Linked DNA regions of Homo sapiens: all the other regions are linked to region 2. Evidence: chromatin loops called from intact Hi-C (ENCODE). Cell type or tissue: lower leg skin. All regions are shown on one strand.

Region 1 (8,000 bases), 1.2 Mb after region 2:
AAAAAAAAAAAAAAAAAAAGGCCTGATATAAGTTGTCGTTTTTTGTTTGCTTTGAGACAGTGTCTGGCTCTGTCGCCCAGACTGGAGTACGCTGGTATGATCTCGGCTCACTACAACCTCTGCCTCCCGGGCTCAAGCAATCCTCCTGCCTCAGCCTCCCAAGTAGCTGGGACTACAGGCACCCACCACCACACAAGGCTAATTTTTGTATTTTTTGTAGAGATGGGGTTTTATCACGTTGCCCAGGATGGTCTCAGACTCCTAGGCTCAAGCAATCCATCCACGTCAGCCTCCCAAAGTGCTGGGATTACAGGCATGAGCCACCACCAACGACTAATATAAATTTGTTTGCCATTTACCCAGTTTGTTTTTTCAATTGCATACTGAACGTTTTTGTAACACAAGCTGGGGATAGCAAGATGAGTAAGAAAGAGGTGCTCAGCATGTAATGACTTCTTAAAAATTTCAGATGATACAAAGACAGAAACAAGGGTGCCTAACCTGCATCCTAGTTTATCAAAACTTCACTGATTCCCAGAGTCCCCCAGGCTTGAATACCCACCCTGAGAGCCCCTGGCCCAAAAAGTCTGCGTGCGGTTTTGAGGGAGGTGCAAGTCAAGGTGCACTCAATCGCGGGGGTTAGACAACGCAGAAGCCATCAGCTGGCCTTGCCTACAAGCTATAATGTTTATGATGCACAGCAAACTGAAGCCATCGTCCAAGGTAGGGAAATAAAAGCTTTTTTATGAACCTAGTTAAACAACCTATTTATGTGAGGACGTGACTGACGTACAGCTTAGCATTAAACACTCTGACGTCAGTGAAGAGACCAGCTCCATCAATGTGGTCACATGAGCTGTCCAACAAAGGACAAGAGTTTCGTGTCTTAATTCAAAATGCCCCCAAGTATAACTCTGAAAACATTTCTAGTCTTGTAATCAACATCAGGGTAAAAATCATGTGTTAATACAAAGGTACAGGAACAAAGAATTTGTTCTTCATGGCTCTCTGTGTCTGATCCAAGAGGCGAGGCCAGTTTCATTTGAGCATTAAATGTCAAGTTCTGCACGCTATCATCATCAGGGGCCGAGGCTTCTCTTTGTTTTTAATTAATTGTTTTTAACTGTGAGTTTATATACACTTGAAGCAGTATACATTTAGAAATGGTCTACTTGTCGTTTCTTTGATTACTACCCATGAGACAGTATTAGTAATTCTGGCCTATGAAATTGGCAAAGAAAACTACCAGTGGTGGGGAGGGTGTGAGGATGGTGGGAACATGAACTGTTATAACCTATAATCGGATGTATCATCAAATTGTCACTGGGCCTCTGACCCACTCCACTTCTCAGAACTTAACAAAAGGGGTGACCGAAGATACACCCAGATAGCCCTGCCTGTACCACAGAAAAGTGGGCACGGCCCCCCAGCACCATCAGAGAAATCTGACAGAGTAAACCAGGACACACCCCTGCAAGAGAGGAGCAGGCTGCAGGCAGCTGCCAAACACAAGCAGCCCCACAGGACCCTATTCCATGGCAGGGAGGAGAGCAGCAAATTTCAAAAGGCAGTGATCCTGCTTTGGCTGTAACAAATAGACACACACCTCCCAATGTAACAGCAGCGGTTATCATCATGCAGTGGGAAGAGGGCTGATTTTATTTTCCCCATTCTTGCTGACCTGTGTTTGTGCTTTTGGACTATCTGACATAAATCTTCATTACTTCTGTATAAAGAAACACACTGACATTCCTGGAAGCCCCAGCACATCACATACAGGAAGCCCACAAAAAGGAAGGTGGCACCTGCTCTTTAAAGTTGGGGTGCACAGGATGGCAGGCTACCAGCGCTCTCGTCCCAGCCCAGGTACCCACGAAAGCATCACTTCTAAGGCTGTCAGACTTGGAGAGTAATCTCCATGTGCTACCTGGATGCGGTTCAGCTCCACGACGGGGCCATGCTGACGATCGCGTACCATAGTTGCTTGTACTACTTTCCGGAAAGCCGCCTCCTAAAACACATCAAACAGACAAAATTTAGAATCTGATATGGAAAGCATCACTCCTGAAGAAATCATCACATAGTTTTGTTTAAAATCTGTGTTGAAGACCTTCTTAAGGACAGAAAACTGCCAGTTCCCTTTTCTCAAGTTGTGAGGGTGCAGGGGAACAGGCTGGCCCCGAAGCACACAGGGACAGACGGCCAGGCAGGTAGTGCCAATGGCCGGGCAAGAGGCAGGTCCCTCAGGAAACTACCTCCACCCAGCAGCGTTCCGGAGGCTGGAAGAGCCCAGCACACACAGGGCACAGAACAGGGAGGGCTGGGCCTGGCAAGCACCTGCTCTGACTCAGGTCTTGAAGTCAAGGTTTCCCTGCCAAGCAAGCCCACCCGTGGCAGGGATTGCTGTTAAACCACTGCCTGCCATACAGCAGCCACGGGCCAGGGAGCACCGCGGAGCCAGCCGGACCTTGGATCGCCACTGCCTGCCATACAGCAGCCACGGGCCAGGGAGCACCGCGGAGCCAGCCGGACCTTGGATCGCCACTGCCTGCCATACAGCAGCCACGGGCCAGGGAGCACCGCGGAGCCAGCCGGACCTTGGATCGCCACTGCCTGCCATACAGCAGCCACGGGGCCAGGGAGCACCGTGCAGCCAGCCAGACCTTGGATCGGGACAGAAAAGACAGACCGGGGAGGGGAAACAAGGTCCTGGCTGGGATCACACTAAAAGAAATCGGGAGTGCCTGGGGTGAAGACAGCAGGGCGTGGCCAAACATCAGCACCACGGTGAGGACCCAGCCGTTCCCCAGGAGGGAGCAGGTCGGCCATGCCCGTGGGGAAAGGGCAGAGGATGCGGCACGCAGCCGTGCCAATGGAAAGGGATGAGACAGGTCAGCAGGGGTCTCAGCTCTCTTGGCCAAGGAGGCAATCGTGCCTTCTTTCGGTTAGGGGTGGGCTGTGGGAGCACAAGGGTCCCTCAGTGGAGGCTGAGCCCTTGCCCAGCTCAAAGCCTAAGAACTCCAAGCCCTGAAGGCAGGAGGTGAGGGCCCCAAGCGCCAGAGGAGACCCAGAAAGGGTATCCTGGCGGCACCCCAGCCCCATGCCTCTCGCACAGCCCAGACTCATCCTGCTCCCAGAGGCCCTGCCTGGACCTCAGGGCGGCTCCCCCTCCACAGGAGCACTCCCCTCTCCTCCCAGTCACCAGCCCGCCCACCTTCCTGGAGAGTCCATTTTGGTGCTCTGGACCGGGAGTAGTAACACCCACTCTCTGAGGCCGATCCTCACCATAACCAGGACCAGAACCGAGGCTGCCTACACATTCCCTGACCAGAGGTACCTTTCAGACGCCCTCAGCACTCCCCTGCTCTCCTGCAGCCCCAGCAGGTGCCAGATGCTGCTGCCCACCGCTCCCCTACCACACACCAGCTCCCACCCATGCCCCGCTCACAGCCTGCACAACGCTCACACAGGGCCAGGTGGGACGTGCCCTGCCTCTCACTTTTTTTCTCCCTACAAAGAAAGGTTTTTTTCCTCTGTGCTGCCTATTATCATCACCACTTTGAAGGATTAAAAAAAGAAGGTAAAATTAATCGTTTGCTACTTTTTATTATTGAACAGTAATTGAAATTATGTTTCCTATCCATTTTACCTGCCCAAGATTTCTTCTGCCTCTCTCATCAGAGAGATGGTCTTTCCATTAAACACAAGCCTGACCACTTCCACCCTCAGGCACACGTGAAAGTAAAATGAATGTACCAGTCCTGTTCAGCAGAAATCGTTCTAGCCAAGTGGAAACAAAGCCGGTCTTTAAAAAGTAACCTGCTGGGACAGGACTCCAAAACATTGCAATTTTATTAAATCACTAAGAATGGGCCATAATATTCGACAACAAAATACATTAGAGAATCACAATCAGGATTAGTGGTCCTCAATCCAATTCTATAACTTTTCCCTATACAGAGATGCCCCTACCGTATGGTAATTAGCCCCTTCAAGATCATCTTGTCAAGCTGCTTGCCAGAAACTAACCCAACTTCTAGAAAGCTCCAACTATTAGCAACATCTACAGGTCAAAACCTGCCTGGTGACTTTCAGATGCCCTCACTCATGACTGTATTATTCACCACCTGTTAATTCTCACTTGGCCAGCAATCTCTACACATTCAGGCACGGACCTTCGAGGTGATATATCTGTGACTCCTGGCCCCCTCTGCTGGACATCCTGAGAGAAACAGCCCAATCGCCGGCCTTCCTGTGTCAGTGGGGACTTGCCATAGCCACAAGGCCAGGCAGGCAGAGAAGGACCGCAGGAACAAAGGCTTAGTTTATGAAGGCCCCACCTCATCCTTCTGGAGCAGTGAGAGGCAGAGATTATGAAGGAGAGATGCAGCATCTTACTGTTTGCTTTTAATATAAACTCCAAAAGGGAACAGATTTTTGTCTGTTTTCTCATTGATATAAAGTACCCAGAACAGAGCCTGGCATGCAGGAGGCATTCCGTGAACATTTGCTGAATGAGCTGTATTCTATGTGTTCTATTCCCAGTATAGGAATTCTATTGGGTTACATGTACTGAAGACACCAGTTTCCCCTAGAGCAAAGATTGCCACTTGAATACCTTTCCCTGGGATATCAGAATTCCTCGGAGAGTGTCGAACCCAACAGAAGGCCCGAGTCCAGTTTCGTCGAGCGAGCCTTCCAGGTCGAACATGGGGATGCAGGGGCAGAAGAGCTCGGAGAGGTGGTGCAGCAGCAGCAGACGGTTCCTCAGCGCAATGATGGGGATCTCCTGCAGGTGATTGTACTCCATGGGGACCTAGAACACAGAAATGGCCTTCAGCCCCTCAGGCACCAAAGGCACACGGGGGCCAGTGTGGCATCCATTAAGGATTCTGAAAACAATTGTTTCAAATACAGAGAAGCACTATGGTGTCTGAGTTTGGTTTGCACAACCTCACTGTGCTGCTTTTAAAATAATATTCTGTCCAGTTTGACTGTAAAAAAAATTAGTCTATACAAATAAATTCACTAAGAAATGTGAGGCATGTACTAGCAGAACAGTTTGGTGTGGAAGAGTTTGGTGTGGGTTATAAGATATAGAAGGTGATACACACTGTACACACAGAATATTGGCTGGCATGAACATTCAAGGTTCTTTTGAGACAGGGTCTCACTCTGTCACCCAAGTAAGAGGGCAGTGGTGCAATCACTGCAGCTTGGACCTTTCAGACTCAAGTGATCCTCCCACCTCAGCCCTCAGCCTCCCAGGTAGCTGGGACTACAGGTGCATGCCACTATGCCTGACTAATTTTGTAGAGACAGGGTTTTGCTATGTTGTCCAGGCTGGTCCTGAACTCCTGAGTTCAAGCAATCCGCCCACCTTGGCCTCCCAAAGTGTTGGGATTACAGGTGTGAGCCACCACAACCAGCCAAATATCAAGGTTCTTAAATGCACTGTGTGGTTAACATTTACTGAGCCTGAATTATTTTCACCAAGAAGCCTCTGTAAACACACAACGACAGGATGCAGCATGTGACAGGAGCACACTTTGCTTGCCCCCGACCCACCCAACCTGCCCGGACTCACCTGTGCAGGGAGTTTGCCAGCACTGGCGGGCTTGCTGGTCGACCAGGCGAGGGTATGTGCTGAGCCACAGGCCACACGGTTGACCTTCTTACCCTGAAGGGCAGCTACCAACCGAGGCCTCTGGATGGCATTGGTGGTTCCGTCTCCCAGTTGTCCCTCATCATTGTCGCCCCATGTATAAACCTCACCTGAATGAAGTGAATTTAGAATCAGAACCTGTATACTAGGGCCAACAAACGCATGGCTGCCAGTGTCTTCCCACCACACACAGCACCAACGCTCCCTGCCCTTCAGCTGGTGTTGACCTAGTTGTCAACTTTACATATGACCTAGACATGAATGTCTGCTTTAGGTATGACCTAAACATGAATACATGCTAATTACACATCCAAAGAGGCGAGTATACTTCCCAGGACTCTCCACAGCCCCTGTTGGCCACCAGGCCTCTTCTAGTGAGAGACACACAACTCTGGTCTTAAGCCTCCAACAGTGTTAGTTCTCAGGACTAGGCATGAACAGCAGCAGTTCTCCATCAGAATAATATTAGAACAGATAGCAATATCCCGAACATCCCAAATCCATCTAATATTAAAACACATAGCAATATCCCTAACATTCCAAATTGCTCTTGCATGCGAAACAGAAAAGAAAAAGTCTGTTTTATTTATTTTATACTTTTTTTTTTGAGACAGGGTCTCACACTCTGTTGCCCAGGCTGGAGTAAACTGGCATGATCACGGTTCACTGCAGCCTCAACCTCCCCAGCTCAAGTGATCCTCCCACCTCATCTCCCAAAGTGTTGGGATTACATGCATGAACCACTGTGATGAAGTCTCACTTTGTCGCCCAGGCTGGAATGCAGTGGTGCGATCTCAAGCTCACCGCAACCTCCGCCTCCCGGGTTCGAGCGATTCTCCGGCCTCAGCCTCCTGAGTAGCTAGGCTCACAGGCACGCACCACCATGCCCAGCTAATTTTTGTATTTTTAGCAGAGACAGGGTTTCACCATGTGGGTCAGGCTGGTCTCGAACTCCTGACTTGGTGATCCACCTGAAAATCTATGTTTTTAAAATCAAAACCACAATGTGATACCACCTCACTCCTGCAAGAATGGCCATAATAAAATAAGAATAAAAAAAAATAGATGTTGGTATGGATGTGGTGAAAAGGGAACACTTATACTGCTGGTGGGAACAGAAACCAGTACAACACATTGAGATTTTCCCCCACTAGAGGGCGATAAAAACTAACAACAAGCTATCTGTGAAAACGCGTTGTGATGGAAAGCATTTTCCACGCTCCACTATGGAAAAGTATGGAGATTCCTCAAAGAACTAAAAGTAGATCTACCATTTGATCCAGCAATCCCACCACTAGGTACCTACCCAGAAGAAAAGACGTCATTATTTGAAAAAACACTTGCACACACATGTTTATAGCAGCACAATTTGCAATTACACAAATATGGAACCAGCTCCAAAGCCCATCCATCAATGAGTGGATAAAGAAAATGTGGTATATATACACCATGGAATACTACTAGCCATAAAAAGGAATGAAATGATTGCATTTGCCACAACCTGGATGGGACTAGAGACCATTATTCTAAGTAAAGTAACTCAGGAACGGAAAACCAAACCATATGTTCTCATGCGATGAGGATGCAACGGCATAAGAATGACACAATGGACTTTGGAGACTCGGGGGAAAGGGTAGGAGAGGAGTGAGGGATAAAAGACTACACATTGGGTACTGTGTACACTACTTGGGTGATGGGAGCACCCACCTCTCAGACATCACCTCTAAAGAGCTTATTCATGTAACCAAACACCACCTGTTCGCCAAAAACTTGTTGAAATAAAAATAAATTTAAAAAATAACATAAAAAAAGAACATGCCGTTTCTGTTCATATCCTAAACATAAGATTCACCATTCGCAAGAATCATCACACTTTTCAGTGCACCGTGTGGGACCTCAACCAAGAAATACCACCGGAAAATATTCTCAGGCAAGGTCCCTGGTGACCAGGATGGAAACAAGGCTCATGTTCTCTGGAGACACCATCAGGATTGTCAAATCCAGAGAGACTCCTCGGGTGTCTGGAAAGTGTGACGCCTGCGTGGTCAAGGGCAGTGTACTTGTCTCCTGCCCCTGCCTGCTCTCCACACGTTGGTCCTAAAGCCACGAGGCGGGTGTCGCACACACAAGGTGAGGAGGGTGTCTCTGCAGACGCAGCTGGGCATAGGGAATGAGTCTGTGAGAGTGAGGAGGGCTTCCACCCAGGTGCTAGCTCCGAGGGGAGTCAGCCAAGACCCCCACATGCAAGGGGAGGAGCCACACAGGGGAGGATGAGATGCTGGTTATGCACGGGGGGAGTGGCCAAATCGCCAGAAAAGAAAGGATCTGCAAGGTT
Region 2 (8,000 bases):
CTTCCAGCACTAGGCAGGGCAGTCAGGTCACTCCAAGGAAGCTCAGAGCAGTTCCTCCCTGCCACGCCTTCCTTTGCAGGGCTGGAGAGGTTAGGGGAGCTGAACCCAGGGACTGGCCCGAGGTCATCTAGGGTCCAGATGGATGACCGTCCCTTAATTGTTTTCTCGGGTGAGGGGAGATAGAGCCTTTGGTTGTCATTACATAGCAGCAGGTCCATAGTCCCCTCCAGATAAGTGCCTGAAGTACAGGGTGGCCACCTGTTTCAGAGACCCCACCAGATCTGACATACATACACCATTACGTAAGTTATAAAGAGCATATAGAGATAATAACCAAGTGAATTGGGAGGCAATGGCTCCCTTTCATCTGCCATCTTCCCACACCTTCTAAAAGTGCCAACTTATGTGAGAACACACAGTGAGGGTCACCTTAGGGAATGTCCCCCTGGTCTTTGGGCCCCTGGCAGGAGAGCAAGTCCCCCCGGTAGGCTCTTGTGTGACTGCAACAGGCAAGGAGGGAGTCCCTAGAAGGCTGGCTCTGCCTGCACCACGTGGTTCTGCCTGGCTCAGAGAACCCGGCCGCTGCTCCACCCAAGGTCACTTGCCCGTGCCTGTTTAATAGAAAGATCTGGGCAAACATTGTAGAATGTTGACATTTTTACATTGTAGTAGATACGCTGCACCAAGTAAAATACCACTAGACAGTCGTGCACTGAATACCGCTCTGCATCATCTCTTTTGCACACTATGTATTCCTCTGTGCTGTTTTTACTTTAAGGAAGACATATTTTGATGATTGCTTACACTCCACTCCATTTGGATTTTCCCCATGAGTGGAAACCCCTGCTTAATTCATGAATTGGGGAAATACGATGTAGTGAAAAGATCGTGGACTTCGGAGTTAGGCTGACTTAAATTCAGGTCCTGACTGTCATTTAGTAGTCATGAGTCCTTGGAAATTATATTTTAATCTCCTAGAGCCACTGTCTTTTTTTTTTTTCTGGTTGGTTGGTTTTGGTTTTTCTCTTTTCTAATGCAGTATAGCTAGCTGCAGTCTGTTTCGTTCTTATTTGAAAACGGCTAGTAAATACACATATTCCTTAAACGGCCACTTGAGGGCAGCATTGTCACATTTTTGCTTCATGATTGGTAGTCAATATCAAATAGCATTAATAGGTAACTTGGATACATACATATCTGGAAGTTTTGAACTAGACACTGAGATGTGTTTGTATATATGTACAAGCATGCATAGCTATACATTGTCAAGTTCAAAGTGTCAAGTTCAAAGCTTCTTTCATGAAACCAGATGTATTGGCTGACTTGCAATTTTTAAGGTAACACATTTTATATTGGCAAGAATCAAAATATGATTTAAAAATTTATAAAACATAGAAAATTACAAAGTGCGGAATATGGTTATGATAACACCAAGACCAAAGAGAATCAATGTTAATATTTTAGTGTGTATCATGTTTATGTGTCCCTGCGTGTAGACATTCATGAATACATATGTGTATGTCTGTGTGTATGCACACATAGTCTCCTATAGTTTTTGAGTGGCCTCATTCACTGAAAACTTTTGTGAATAGCTTTACAATTTTAAAATATACAGCATTGAAAACATTTCCCATGTCATTAAACATTGTTTTGAAACTTTGTGATATAGCACATCCCATCATGTGGTTATCCTGTGTTTATATGATTTCTGTAAAAAAATTCACGATACATCTATTTTTTTTCTCTGTGATAACATTCTGGTCCAAGCACCTACGTATATCCTTTGAACAAATCCCAGGAATTGGACAAAACATAAATTTTTGATATTAATACAGATTTTCAAACTGTTCTCTAGAAAAATAGTACCAGTTTCACTTCCATCAACAGTGAGAGTAGAGACCACCTATTACTTCCTCTCTGGCACCTTATATACAAAAATGAACATGAAATTTCTGCCCATTTTGCTACATGAGATCCAATTAGCCAGTCCATTGAAAACCATGCATAACAGTTACTCATCTCAAGATTTGTAGTCACTTCAATTTTTTTTTTTTTTTTTTGCTTTGGGACGTGCCTCACAGAGCTCCCTTGTCCTGATTTAACTTGAATTGAGCCTTGTTCCCAAGGTTGGAGACATGGAGCCTGCCTGGGACACCACTGCCCTTTCCTCTGTCTGGTCCCGCCGATCTCCCTGTAGGCACGCAGCCACACCATCCTTCATGTCCTCAGTCACTGAAGACAGAGACTTTGCACCAGCCTGCTGTGGCCCCACTGCCTTTGACTTCCCAGCTGAAGTTCTGTGTTCCCCACAGAGCGTCTTTTGGACATATATGTCTCAATCATGTATAACACATGCATGATACACGTGTCCTGTGTAATTCCATATACTCCCTGTCATCCCGGCACTGGGCACTCAGGAGGAACTTATGTGTGTGCTTGTGAATGAATGAACCATAATGGAATGTATGAGATCTCCTTTTCCTAAATGAGGCCATCTCACCACCCAGACCCTAGTATGAGGGACTTGGAAAGAGATCCAGAGAATGTCTGGTTCACAGACATGTTCTGTGCTTAGGTTTCTGCCAATTTAATAAAGAGTCAGATTTAGTTTTGCTAAAATTGTACTTGCAGCATACAAATAAGGACATTTCAACACACATTTCTTGCATATTTGGTTTGAAAACGTGACCAGACATATTCTGGGCCTGTTGAGAAGGCCATCAGTCTGCAGCCACTGCAGGCAGTTCCGTCTGGCCAGGCCATGCTTTGGACTCTCGGGCACACATCTCACACAGGACCACATCACCCTTTGCAAATGGACCATCTCCAGCACATGTTTGCTTTCTTAGGTCCTGACCCCACAAAGGCTGCAGACATCCTCGTCCTAGTGAAACAGAAACCAGAGCTTCAGAAATATAAACGCATTTAAACTACATAACATACATTTGGTAGTATCTTTATCGTCCTTCACAACAGATGTGATAAATGAAACAGGTAAAAATGATCACATGGCAATTAGCCCATCGATAATGTCCAAGTGCCAAACCTCCTGGCCTCTCCCTATTTGCATAGATAGAATATATAGCAAGCATGCAACAGGAAGCTAGCTATGCGCGCTATTCAGCCATGGGGACTGAAAATAATGTCCACGAGGTGGCGCCGTGGCCTCGTGCATCGAGGGGAAGACTGACAGGAGGGCATTCTAGAGCTTGGTTAAAGCCCCGGATTCACCGAAGCACGTTTAGGGAAGACAAAGTGCTTCATGTCTGCAGAGTGTTCCTGAGCCTCTTGGCAGGTCTGCGCGGCCTTGAGGTTGCTCAGAGCCAGGGAGGCTGCGCTCAGCCTCAGGTCCTCCCTAGTGCGCAGCCAGCCTGCACCCACCACCGCGCTTCCGGACACCAGAGTCCCGAGTCAGGGCCACAGTGCTGCTGCAGGCATCCCTCCCCTCCCGGCCAGCGGGGAAAAGTGAGCCAAGTGACCCGCTCTGCTCATTTCAGCTCGGACGGTGGTCCCTTAAGCAGGCCGAAACTGATGGTCTCATCTCCTGCACGCTCTCTGGCCTTGAGCGCAAATGCCCCAGAAACGTTGGCCAAGCGCACCGGGTGGTGGAAAATTCGGAGCAGCCACCGCCTGGCAGGAGTGAGGCAGATGCGATTAGGATTTCCATGTTTACCCTGAGAATAGTTAGGCGTATGCCCCATGCTGCTGGAGAAGGAAGACTTGGCAGAGGCCTCCGTGCCCAAAGTGTTTCCCGGTTGGCCCGGAATCCGGAGTTTTTGTGGTCTTCACTCCTATGATTTGCACTGTCTGAAACGGTGACTAGACATTTATCACACTTTAAAATTAAGGTCGAAAAACATTAATAATCCAGGTCCCCCGTGTGCCAGCCACATTCCCAGCAGTGGGTAGCCGGCTGTGAACGGTGGCTTCCGCGCTGGCGGGCAGTGTGGACGGCGGCGTCACCCAGCCCCGGGGAAATGCAGCCCCGTGGCAGCCCCAGGCTCCCTTCTCCGGGCCCTACCCAGCCCGCGCCCCGGGGGCCCAGCAGTGGGGGGGCTGCCTTCCCCGGCCGCGCGCACATGACCTGCGAGTCCGCGGACACAGGGAAGCTTTAAAATATTTCAAGGCAAGTTAGAGTATTTATGCTACAATCTTTTAACGGAGGCGATTTTTCTAGAGCATTTTAGAAGTTTGAATGATCAAATAAACTATGACATCTAGCAGGAAACTAATACCCATTGCTAATCTAAAGTTTTATTATTGAAATTAGCTTTCTTCTCAGTAGGATCTCAAGTTTTTTGCATTGCTTCAAGCAATATTAATAAGGTCCGAGCAGAGGGGCTGTTACTTTCCGTTAGCATTCACATGGAGAAGAAGAGGATCGTGGGATGGAATCAGCTGAAGGGCCCCTTGGGGCAGGAGAGGTCTGGGCGGCTTCCGGAGGCTTCTCTGAGCAAGTTGTGCGGGGAGGATGGAGCAGTGTGTGGGTGTGTATGGGTATGTGTGGTGTGTGTGTGTATGAGGTTGTGTGTGCGTGATGTGTGTATGGATGCGTGTGTGTAGTGTGTGTATGGTGTGTGGTGCGCGTGGGGGGTGTATAGAGTGTGGCGTGTGTGTGTAGTGTGTTGTGTTTATGGTGCGTTTGTATGTATGGAGTGTGGTGTGTCTGTTGTGTGTGTACGCTGTGTGGCGTGTTTGGGGGTGTATGGTGTGTGGCATGTGTGTGTCTAGTGCGTGTGTATGGCGTGTTTCTAAGTGTATGGTGTGTGGCGTGTGTGGGGTGTGTATGTGGTGTGTGGTGTGTGTGTGTATAGTGTGTTGGGTGTGTATGGTGTGAGCGTATGGTGTGTGGCGTGAGTGTATATGGTGTGTTGTGTGTGTATGGTGTGTGTGTATGGCATATGGCGTGTGTGTATATGGTGTGTTGTGTGTATATGGCGTGTTGTGTGTCTATGGAGTGTCGTGTGTGTGTATGGTGTGTAGCGTGTGGCGGGACTATATGGAGTATGTGTATGGTGTGTTGTGTGTGTTGTGTGTGTATGGTGTGTGGCGTGTGTGTGACTGCCCCTACTCAGGTCCCTATGTGAAGTTATGAGCAGGGCACGGCCTGGGCCTGGACCTCCCTCCTGCGTGTGGATCTGATGGGAGCAGCGGTGGGGAGGACTGCAGCTGGTCGGGCTGCCTAGGGCTCCCCTTCCTCTGCCTCGTGTCCTTCCCGCTCGCCCATCCCTTCGACCACTCACAGTTTCACTAAGCCCTGTCTGCGGAGCCCAGGGCCTGCTCACCCTGGAGTGGCGCAGGGGAAACAGGAGGATCTGGGGGCACAGGAGTGGGCGAGGGGCTGAGTCTGGGGGTGAGGGGAGCAGGGCCCGGCGACCAGGCGGTGGGCACGGAGTCTGGGGTGAGCTCGAGCTGCGAAGGTGGAGAGGCTGGGCCAGGGGACCCGCGTGGGCAGCAGCATGGACCGGGGCGTCAGAGTGCAAGATGTGAGACCTATGTGCGCGCGGGGCGGCGGCAGCCGGTCAAGGGGCAGCAGGAAATCAGACCTCAAAGGTGGCCGGGGACAGATTCCAAGGACCCTTGCTTGAAGGCTGGTCACTGTTTCCTTTGGGCCTCCAGGAGTGTTAGGTCGAGGACTGGAGAGGGGAGGCAGTTCTCTCCGCGCGCCCCCTGTGCTCCCCAGACGCCCTTTGCACTGAAAGCCAAGGGCCGGAGGCTGGAGCGCAGCGGCCCGGGCAGAAGCCCTGCCCAGACGGCGCCGGACCTGGGCCCGGACTCTGCGAGCAGCCCAGCCCTCACTTGGACAAAGGTGGAAACGGAAGCCTTCTGGGAGGGATGCGTATTCCCGCGAATCCACTACACTTCTCTCGGGATGCTTTTCCTTCTTCAGGCCAGGCTAGCAACGCAAACCTCGACTCCAGAGAGGCCGGTGTGCGTCCAGGGGCCACCCCTTCACAGGCCGCGCCTGCACCCAGCGTCTGTTCTCACTGCCGGCCTCGCGGGCAGCCAGTGGGTCCCCGGGTGAGATGGTGCGGGCAGCGCTCCCGGAACGATCCCGGGCCCCTCCTTCCCCCCGGGCTCTTGCCTGCGCCTCTTCCACACAATTTGCGATTTCCGTGGCGTCAGATGGCTGTTCTTTGTCACCTGCTTGTAAGAGCTGGTCCCATGATGTCAAGCCTCTTCTCCTGGTCAAATCCAGTTTCCCCTCAGTTTCCTTCATCGGAATTCCTTGGCCTTCGTCATTCTTGGCTGCATGAACCTTTGATTTCCTGTACTCTCTGGTCCTGGCTCTAGGAATGATGTTATATGTAGCGCCTGGCGGTGTGCTGTGCGCTCACCGGAGGAGGTGTCCCTATTTTGCAGGTGATGGAACTCAGTTCTGGGACCTTTCTGAAGTCCCGCGGATCCATAGGCACAGTCCGGCCGCAGAATATCTGGTTCCTCCAATGTTTTTGTCTTCCAGTCTCCGTCTTGAGTATCTTTTCTGTAAATTCATTTGTTTCCGTGGGTCCGACTTCTGTCTATTTTATTTTCTGACATGGTTTAAAACACACCCAAGCCCTGATTTCATTCTCGGTGGCTCCTTGGGCGCCCCCTCTTAGGCATCCTGCTGGGGTCTGAAACTGAGCCCAGAGCTCTTCTCAAACAGGAGCTGCTGCCTGGTTCTCTGCTAACCAGCTGGTTTTATGTATGGATGGCTCCTTTTCGTTCTTTCTCTACCCGGGGGCACAAGCCCTTCGTTTTTAGCCCCTGGCTACTGCTGCAGGTCGCCCACCACGTCCTGACCCCACCTGCCGCCCCCTTCACCCTTCAGTCCCCCCACCTCATAGATGGCTGCCACTGCCACAGCTGGTTCCTTGTTACCAGATTCTCTCTCCTATTAATATTATTCCTTCTGAATATGGATGCCAGGACCAAGGTAAAAGACCACCCGGACTTACCATGTTAAGGATTTGTAGCTTGTGGACTAACTTGCGCATTCGTAATTCCACTTCTGTGCCTGTGCAGGCTCTGCCACTATTCTGCTTGGGGTGCAATCCGAACTCCGTCACTAACAGTGTGACTTGGGAGAAGTTATCCAACTGCTTCATGCCTTATGGAATAGAAATAGTACCTGTCTTCTAGTCTTGTTGAAAATATAAATGAGGCTGGGCGCGGTGGTTCACGCCTGTAATCCCAGCACTTTGGGTGGCCGAAGCTGGCGGATCACGAGGTCAGGAGATCGACACCATCCTGGCTAACAGGGTGAAACCCCGTCTCTACTAAAAATACAAAAAAAGTAGCCGGGCATGGTGGCACTCGCCTGTAATCCCAGCTACTCGGGAGGCGGAGGCAGGAGAATCGCTTGAACCCGGGAGGCGGAGGTTGCAGAGAGCCAAGATGGCGCCACCGCACACTCCAGCCTGGGCGACAGAGCAAGACTCCGTCAAAAAAAAAAAAAAAAGAAGAAGAAGAAGAAGAAAAAGAAAATATAAGTGAAAAGAGTTTTTTTCACAGCACCCAGCCCAGAGATACTCATTTAGCTCCTGTTGGCCATGCTGGGTACAGAGTCTCCCCGAGAGCTGGACCAGCCTCCCCCTGCCTCCATGCACAGTGGTCCGGATCCCCTTCCACCCTTCCCTGCACCCTGTGGTCGCACATTCTTCCTCCGGGTTATCAGTGCCCATTGCTCCCACCCTTCAGTCATTCCCTTGCTGGGCAACCGCTGACCGCTCCTTTGCCCGACATCATACAGAGTCTTCGATGATTTGGAATGTATTTTCTTCCTTTTTAAGGGCTCTGAAGTGTCTTTGTGTAAGTGTGTTCCTGTTGTCTCCAAAGAAACAAACATTTATCGGTGTCTCTGCAAAGTAGCCAAAAAAAGCTTTACAAAAGAGGTGTATGAAATAGCACATAATTTCTCTCAGAAATTCAAATGTTTTAACCCTGCTTTAAAATCTCCCTGACCAACAATCATGATTCAACTAATTTGAGTAGATTTCCTCATGGTCTGTGTCAGT
Region 3 (8,000 bases), 120 kb after region 2:
CCGGGCAAACACTGAGATTCTTATTCTTACTTTAAATTCTAACCACAGCATCTACTTTTTCAATTCTGCAACTCTCTTAGGACTTTCAGAAATGTTCTTTATCTTTATTGTGACGTGTACAACTTTGACACTTTCTTCAGAAGGACCCATTTCTCTGTCTGCTTCAATGAAATATCTTCTCCTCTCTCACTGTCCCCTTCCTGGCTTCTCTTCCTCCTTCCATCACCCATATTCCTGGCCTTTCAATACATTATCTTTCAGTCTCTTCTCTTCATTTTATACAGCATTTTATTTGATAGTAACACCAGCCTTTGTGGCTTCAACCCCCAACCTCATGTATTAAAATATGTTTTCCAATCTGCTAGTTTAGCCTAGGTCAGGATACTACTTAGATCTACAATTCTAGGCTGGGCGCGGTGGCTCACGCCTGTAATCCCAGCACTTTGGGAGGCTGAGGCAGGCGGATCACAAGGTCAGGAGATCGAGACCATCCTGGCTAACACGGTGAAACCCTTTTTCTACTAAAAAATACAAAAAATTAGCCGGGTGTGGTGGTGGGCGCCTGTAGTCCCAGCTACTCAGGAGGCTGAGGCAGGAGAATGGCGTGAACCTGGGAGGCGGAGCTTACAGTGAGCAGAGATCATGCCACTGTACTCCAGGCTGGGCGACAGAGCAAGACTCCGTCTCAAAAAAAAAAAAAAAAGATCTACAATTCTAATTCACCTCTGGAAAATTGAGGTGCATGGCTATTCTGTCAGATTCTTGAAGTTCTCACATATAGACTCTTAACACATTTTCATTGAGTTCAGTAGTGGTGGATAACTAAATAGCTTACTTTTTCTGCTGCTCTTTGTTCCTTCTTGTAGATCCAAGCTTCCATATGCTATAATTTATTAATAGTGTAAAGAATATTTTAAAATATTTTGAATACTGCAGATCAGATGGAGATGAATTCTCTATTATTTTTCTGTGTGAAGATGTTTATTTCATCTTGATTTTTGAAGGTCTTTTTTGGGGGTACAGAATTATAGGCTAATATGTTTTTCTTTCAGTACTTGAAAAAATCTCACACAATTGTTTTTTGATTTCTGTTGTTTCTTATAAGGTGTCAGCCATGATCTTAACTATTTTTGTTATTTATGCAATGTACCTTTTGTTGGGCTCATCTTAAGAATTGTTTCTTTATTAACTTTTCAGCAATTTGATAATGATGTGCCCAGGTATGGTTTTCATAATGTTCATCATTCTTGGAGTTTGATGAAGTGCTCAGATCTGTGATTTGATGTCTTTCATCACTTTTGGGAAATTCTTGACTATAATCTTTACAGATATATTTTAAAATCTCAATATCTTTTTGTGGGATGCATTATATATGTATTCTCTTTGTAATACATTAGATGTTACTGGGTTGTGTGCTTTTTCAAGGCTGTATTAACTCTATAGGAAGGAATGGATATGGGGAGTGAATCACCATATCCAAGGTAGACTCTTCTTTCCCACACCATAGTCAATCTTTATCTCAGTACCTGGTTTTATTCCTTTCATAGTACTCATAACTATAAAAAACAGCTGGTTTATTGATTAGTTTACTTGTTTAATCTCCGTTTCACGCACTGTGATTTAAATGCTAAGAAAGTGGAGACTTTGTGTCTTGATTATGCTCTGTCCTCAGACATTAGAACTCTGTCTAGCTCACCAGTCATCCACTAATTATTTGTAGAATGAATAGTGGTAAGCAGAAAGGCAAAAACAAGATTTACTTACCACTTACACTAGAAGGGAGGCTGTTAAAAGGTACGTATTAATAAAACCCTTCAAACAGTTTATAATACTGGAAATGTTTGAACTGTAAGAATAGATTGGAAGGTGAAAGAAATTTGAAATAATTCAGTGAAAAATAAAATATTTTGTAGTAGTTAGGCTTATCAGCTGTAATGGAATCATAGGACTTCACATCTGGATTTCTAACTACTTTAAGATACTTCATATGAGTGGAATCTTAACATATTCGTCCTTTTATACTTGGCTTATTTCACTTAACATGATGTCCTCAAAGTTCATCCACCTAGTAGAACATGACAGGATTTCTTTGTTTTTCAAGGCTGAACAATATTGTATGTATATGCCACATATTCTTTTTTCATTCACCTGTTGATTGACATTTCTGTTCCTTCTACGTCTTGGCTATTGTGATGTGCAGGAGTTTTTAAGTTTAATGTAGTCCATTTGTCTATTTTTGCTTCTGTTTCCTGAGCTTTTACTGTCATATCCAAGAAATTATTACCAAATTCAATATAATGATCTTTTCCAATGTTTTCTCATAGACATTTTATAGTTTTTGGTCTCATATTTAGGCTTTTGATCCATTTTGAGTTGAATTTTTTATATGATATATAGTAAGAGTGCTAACCTCATTCTTTTGCATATGGAGATACAATTGTCCCTGCATCATTTATAGAGACTGTCCTTTTCTCATTTTGTAGTCTTGGCATCATTGTTGAAATTCATTTGGCTACTTTATGCAAGGATTTAACTATGGGCTCTCTATTCTGTTCCATTGGTCTCTATATCTGTCTTTATACCAGTATCATGCTGTTTGATTTTGTAGTAAGTTTTTGAAATAGGAAGTTTCAGACCTCCAACTTTCTTTTTTTTCCCCCAGGATTGTTTTGGCTATTTGGGGTCCCTTGAGACTCCATATAATTTTGGAATTGGCTTTTCTATTTCTGCCAAAAATGCAGTTGGCGTTTATATTGGAATTATATAGAATCTGTAGATTGCTTTGAATAGGACTGACATCTTAACAATATTAGGCCTTCCAATCTGTGAAAGCAAGATGTCTTTTTACTTACTGGTGTTTTCCTTAATTTCTACAAACAATGTTTTGTAGTTTTTGGTGTATAAGTCCTTTGCCTCTTTAGTACAATTGGCGTACAATTATTCATAATAGTCTCACAATTTTTCTTATTTTTGTGACATCAGTTGTAACATTCTTTCATTTTTAAGTATCGTTATTTGAGTCTTCTCTCATTTTTTTCTTAGTCTAGCTAAGGGTTTATACATTTCATTGATCTTTTCGAAGAATCAGCTCTTGGTTTTGTTGATTTTGTTTCTATTTTCTATTTCCTATTTCATTTATCTCTGTACAATTTGTATTATTTGCTTTCTTCAGCTACATTTCTTTATTTTTTTTTTTTTAGTTTTTTGAGGGTGTAAACTTAGATTGTTGATTTGAGGGTTTTCCTCCTTTTTTAATGTAAGTCTTTACTGCTATAAATTTCTTCCTTTGTACTGCTTTTGTTGTAGCCCATAAGTTTTGATATGTTGTGTTTTCTTTATTTGTCTCCATATATTTTCTAAGTTCCCTTGTGATTTCTCCTTCGACCCTTTGGTTGTTTAAGAGTAAATTATTCAATTTCCATATATTTGTGAATTTTCCTGTTTTGCTTTCCTGTTGATTTGTTTCATTCTATTGTACTTTGAGTGATTTAAATCTTAAATGTGGTAAAACTTGTTTTGTGGACTAACATGTCTTCTATCTTTGAGAATGTCTAGTTGCACTTGAGGAGAAGGTGTATTTTGCTGTTGTTGGGTGGAGTGTTCTGAATATGTCTGTTAGGTCCAGTTGGTTTGTAGTGTTGTTCAAGTCCTCTGTTTCTTTGCTTATCTTCTGTCTGGTTCTTTATATAACTGAAAGTGAGATATTGAAGTCTCCTACTATTATCGTGTTGCTGTCTAGTTGTCTCTTCAGCTCTGCCAATGTTTACCTTATAAAATTGGGAACTCTAACGTTAGGTGTATATATACTTATGGTTGTTATGTCTTTCTTGTGAATGGACCCTTTTATTACTGAATAACAATCTTCTTTGTGTCTTGCGACAGTTTTTGACTTAAAATCTCTTTTGTCCAATACAAATATAGTCACCCTTGCTTTCTTTAGGTTCCCATTTGCATAGAATATCTTTTCTCATCCTTTCACTTTTAACCTATGTATGTCCTTAGATCTAAAGTGAGTCTCTTATAGACAGCATACTCTTTGATCTTTTTAAAATCCATTTAGTCAATCTATATATTTTAATTAGGGTTGTAATCCATTTACTTAGAAAGTAATTACTGATAGGGAAGGACTTACTGTTGCCATTTTGTTAATTTTTTTTTCTGGATGTATTATAACTTTCTGCCCCTCCTTTCCTCTCTTGCCGCTCACTTTCTTTTGTGTTTGATTTTTTTTTTTTTTTTTTTGAGATGGAATCTCGCTCTGTCACCCAGGCTGGAGTGCAGTGGCGCAATCTCGGCTCACTGCAAGCTCCGCCTCCCGGGTTCACGCCATTCTCCTGCCTGAGCCTCCCGAGTAGCTGGGACTACAGGTGCCCACCACCACACCTGGCTAATTTTTTTTTGTATTTTTAGTAGAGACGGGGTTTCACCGTGTTAGCCAGGATGGTCTCGATCTCCTGACCTTGTGATCCACCCGCCTCAGCCTCCCAAAGTGCTGGGATTACAGGTGTGAGCCACCGCGCCCGGCCGTGTTTGATTTTTTTGAGTGACCTGCTTTGATTCCCTTTTGATTTTCCTTTGTGTATACTCTATAGATATTTTCTTCCTGGTTACCATTACATGAAATATAACAATCTCTATTAAACTGATAACTTCAATTGCATATAAAAATTATATTTCTTCTGCTGTTGATTTCTTGTTTCATTCCATTGTGGTCAAATAAAATACTTTGAATAATTTAAATCTTCTTTATATGTTAAGACTTGTCTTAACAAGTCTTAAGTCTTGACATGTCTTTAAGACTTGTCTGCCCACACTTGATGTTGTTGATGACTCCACCTACCTCTTTGTATACTGTGTATGCATTAACGTAGTTTTATAATTACTTTTTATGCTTTTGTTTTTTAAATTCTATACCTGATTTAAAAGTAATTTTTATATATTTATATGGCTTAATGTTGCTGTTTATCATTCTTCCACTTCAATTTGAAGGACTACTTTCAGTATTTCTTATATAGCAGCTCTAGTCATGATGAACTCTCTCAGCTTTCCTTTCCTTCCCTTTTCTTTCTTTCTTTCTTTCTTTTTTTTTTTTTTGAGAGAAAGTCTCACTCTGTCACCTAGGCTGGAGTGCAGTGGCTCTATGACTTCAGCTTTACTTTATCTGAGAATGTCTTACATTCTTATTCATTTTTGAAGGAGAGTTTTTACCATATGTAATATTGTTGGTTGATTTTTTTTCCTTTCAGCATTTTGAATATATTATCCAACTTCATTCTGTCCTGCAAGGTTTCTGCTGAGAAATGAGGTTATAATCTAATACAAGCTCCCTTGTACATGATAAGTCACTTTTCTCTTTCTGCTTTCAAGATTCTCATTGTCTGTGACTTTTGACAGTTGGATTATGATGTGTCTCTTTGTAGATCTCTTTATTTTTATTCTACTTATGGTTCTTTTAGCTTCTTGATTATGTATGTCCATTTCTTTCCTCAGATTTGGGAAGTTTTCAGCCATTATTTCTTCAAATAGTCTCTTTCCCCCTTTCTTCCTTTTAAATTCGCATAATGCATATGTTATTCTGCTCAACACTCTACCGTAAGTCCCTTAGGCTCTCTCTGCTTTGCTTCACTCTTTTTTTTGTTTTTGCTTGTCTTGATAATTTAAAAAGTCCTGTTCTTAAATTTACTGGTTCTTTCTTCTATCTGATCAAGTCTGCTATTGAGTAGTTCTCGTGAATTTTTAAATTCGCTTAATGTATTCCTCACTCCAAGTAGTTTTGTTTGTTTCTTCTTCTTAGTTTCTGTCTCTTTTCTGATATTATCATTTTGTTCATTTTTAAAAATTTCATTAGTTTTTTCCATCTGTGCCTTCTTTTACTCCATTGAACATCCTTACGACAGTTATTTTGAATTATTTATCTGCTAATTCATATATTCCCATGCCTTTAGGGTTAGTTTCAGGATATTTAATTTGTTACCTTGGGCCCAGTCTTTGTGGTCTGGTTTCATGCAGGAAGGACTTTCACCAGTCAGCATGGCCAGAGACTCTAGAGACCTCTAAAGCCTTTTCTGGGGATGCGTACTCCCCGGACTTGCACACTTAATATATTAGGTTGGTACAAAAGTAATTTCGAAGAACCGCAATTACTTTTGCACCAAGTTAATAATGGGTGTGTTGCTTTCTACTCAGGGGTTCACTCTGATGCCTGTTTGTGGTACTGCAGTTTCTTTGGTGGTGTAGCAAACTGAGGTACTGGCACTCCCCCTACTGTCATTCCATCGTACTGCAGACTCTGGTGGTAGAACAAACCCTGTTCATTGCCTCTGTTGTGAGTCCACCAACCTGCCACTCTGTTCCTCTAAGCACTTAAATTCAGAGAACACAGAAACCAGTCACTTGGGCAGCCCCACAAAAAGTCGGAATGTTGAAAATATCCTACTCTTTTCTTTCTTTCCTCAGGGAGAAGTTGGGAATGTTCTGAACACACCCTGTGGTACTTGGCGGGAGGCACTCTGGCACGTTGTGTGCCAAGAATTTTCCTACGGGGACTTCTGTGTGGCTGGCTTTGCACTGGCCAGGGGTGCTGCAGAGACCTCTGAATTGTATTCTAGATTTCTCACAGAGGCAGTTGGTCTGTATCGTGTGGTTAAGTCAGTAGCTTCACATGGAAAGTAGGGTCTGGGGCTTTCTACTCTGCCATCTTGCTGGTGTCACTTTGTTCATGTCACTCAGGTACAGTGAGGTTTGTCAAGCACTGAGGATTTTCATACCATCCTCAGTGCCCTCTTTATTAAAGGCATAGTGCAGTTAGCCCTTCACATCTGCTCTGAACTCACAGCTCTGCTGGTCAGTGCAGTTCTGCATTCCCTGCCAGATGGTGGAAGGGAGAAGCTGCTATTATGAAGGGAGTTGTTAAAAACTTATCTTTCCTGTTATAACGAACAGAATTCATGTTTGGAAAGAGAACTTACTTCAAATATTCAGTTTATAGATGGAGAAAATGAGCCCCATCAAATTTAAGTGACTTTCTCAAGGCCATATGGCTACTTCAGAGTCAAATTTATAACATTACTAGACTTGGCAGATGCCTTCCTCAATTCTCTTATATTCTTATCATCAAATCCTTTCAGGAGGTGGAAATTTAGATCTGAGCTTTCGAGTACCTACCCATCAGAGCTCTGAAGGATTTGTGGTTCTGAACTTAACACCAGTGTTTTTATTCTTTTAAGAATAGGAATTCTCAAGGTCTTTTAATAGTATATTTTATATGAATGTGCAAAAATGTAGAATGTCACTGTTTGCCTCCTTCCCTGTTACTTATCATATCTGACCCACAGTGAAATGACAATAACCTTATCTTTATCTTTGTCAACTCTTGCTGGCCTTCTTGAGATCACATATTTAAAGGGTGTTTGGGAAAGGAGTGAGGGCTTTGGAGTTGACATCTATAGTTCTGGGATTAATGGAAATGGAATTAGCTGTAAACCTTATATTTAAGGGTCTGAGCCAAGTAAATTGGCCAAATTGGACCTTAACTGAGCTGGAATGGGACCTGTGATAGTGACTTTACCGTCTCAGGGCTTCAATACTAAGTTATAGAAAACATTTTTGCATGGACTCAGAGTATTGGCAAAACTGCAATATTGACCAAGTTTGCTTATCCCATGTACCTTTTACCCAAATTCTTCCACTTAGTCCCCATAATAGTATTCTCCAAGTTAGAAAAAAAGCATTTGAAAACAAATCTTCACTGAGATGCTGTGGATAGGTTTAATATAATCCTCAGAGACAGGGAATTTGTGTTTAAAAAATTCTTGAAAGATTATTTGTCACGATAATCATGATGATGATGGTAAAAAACAGTACTAATCCCATTGAAGTATTTGTTCCCTAGAGTCTTTTTTTTTTTTTTTTTTTTTTTTTTTTTTTGAGATGGAGTCTTGCTCTGTCACCCCGGCTGGAGTGCTGTGGTGCGATCTGGGCTCACTGCAAGCTCTGCCTCC

The links. Peaks named below come from ENCODE experiments on the same cell type or tissue, not always from the same donor. Only the 100,000 strongest peaks of a DNase experiment are listed, where the experiment ranks them.
Region 1: it touches region 2 in a loop (12-fold over the local background); 27 of 110 quality-filtered maps call a loop at or near these places.
Region 3: it touches region 2 in a loop (4-fold over the local background); 43 of 110 quality-filtered maps call a loop at or near these places.

What each region holds. Positions count from the first base shown.
Region 1 is chr15:28,119,419-28,127,418 of GRCh38, forward strand. HERC2 (HECT and RLD domain containing E3 ubiquitin protein ligase 2) reads right to left here. Exons shown (of 93, transcript NM_004667.6): 84 at 5,588-5,775; 85 at 4,619-4,816; 86 at 1,928-2,011. Among named protein-coding and RNA genes, the nearest start is that of OCA2, 24 kb to the left of the region's middle. RefSeq lists an enhancer at 982-1,126 and a cis regulatory region at 1,054. In lower leg skin, no CTCF peak of the experiment used is centred here; DNase peaks (open chromatin) are centred at 603 and 4,253.
Region 2 is chr15:26,888,385-26,896,384 of GRCh38, forward strand. The region is part of intron 6 of GABRA5 (gamma-aminobutyric acid type A receptor subunit alpha5); the gene reads left to right. Among named protein-coding and RNA genes, the nearest start is that of GABRA5, 25 kb to the left of the region's middle. In lower leg skin, no CTCF peak of the experiment used is centred here; DNase peaks (open chromatin) are centred at 557, 1,117, 3,167, 5,487 and 1 weaker place.
Region 3 is chr15:27,011,161-27,019,160 of GRCh38, forward strand. All of the region lies in intron 2 of GABRG3 (gamma-aminobutyric acid type A receptor subunit gamma3), which reads left to right. Among named protein-coding and RNA genes, the nearest start is that of GABRG3, 44 kb to the left of the region's middle. In lower leg skin, no CTCF peak of the experiment used is centred here; no DNase peak of the experiment used is centred here.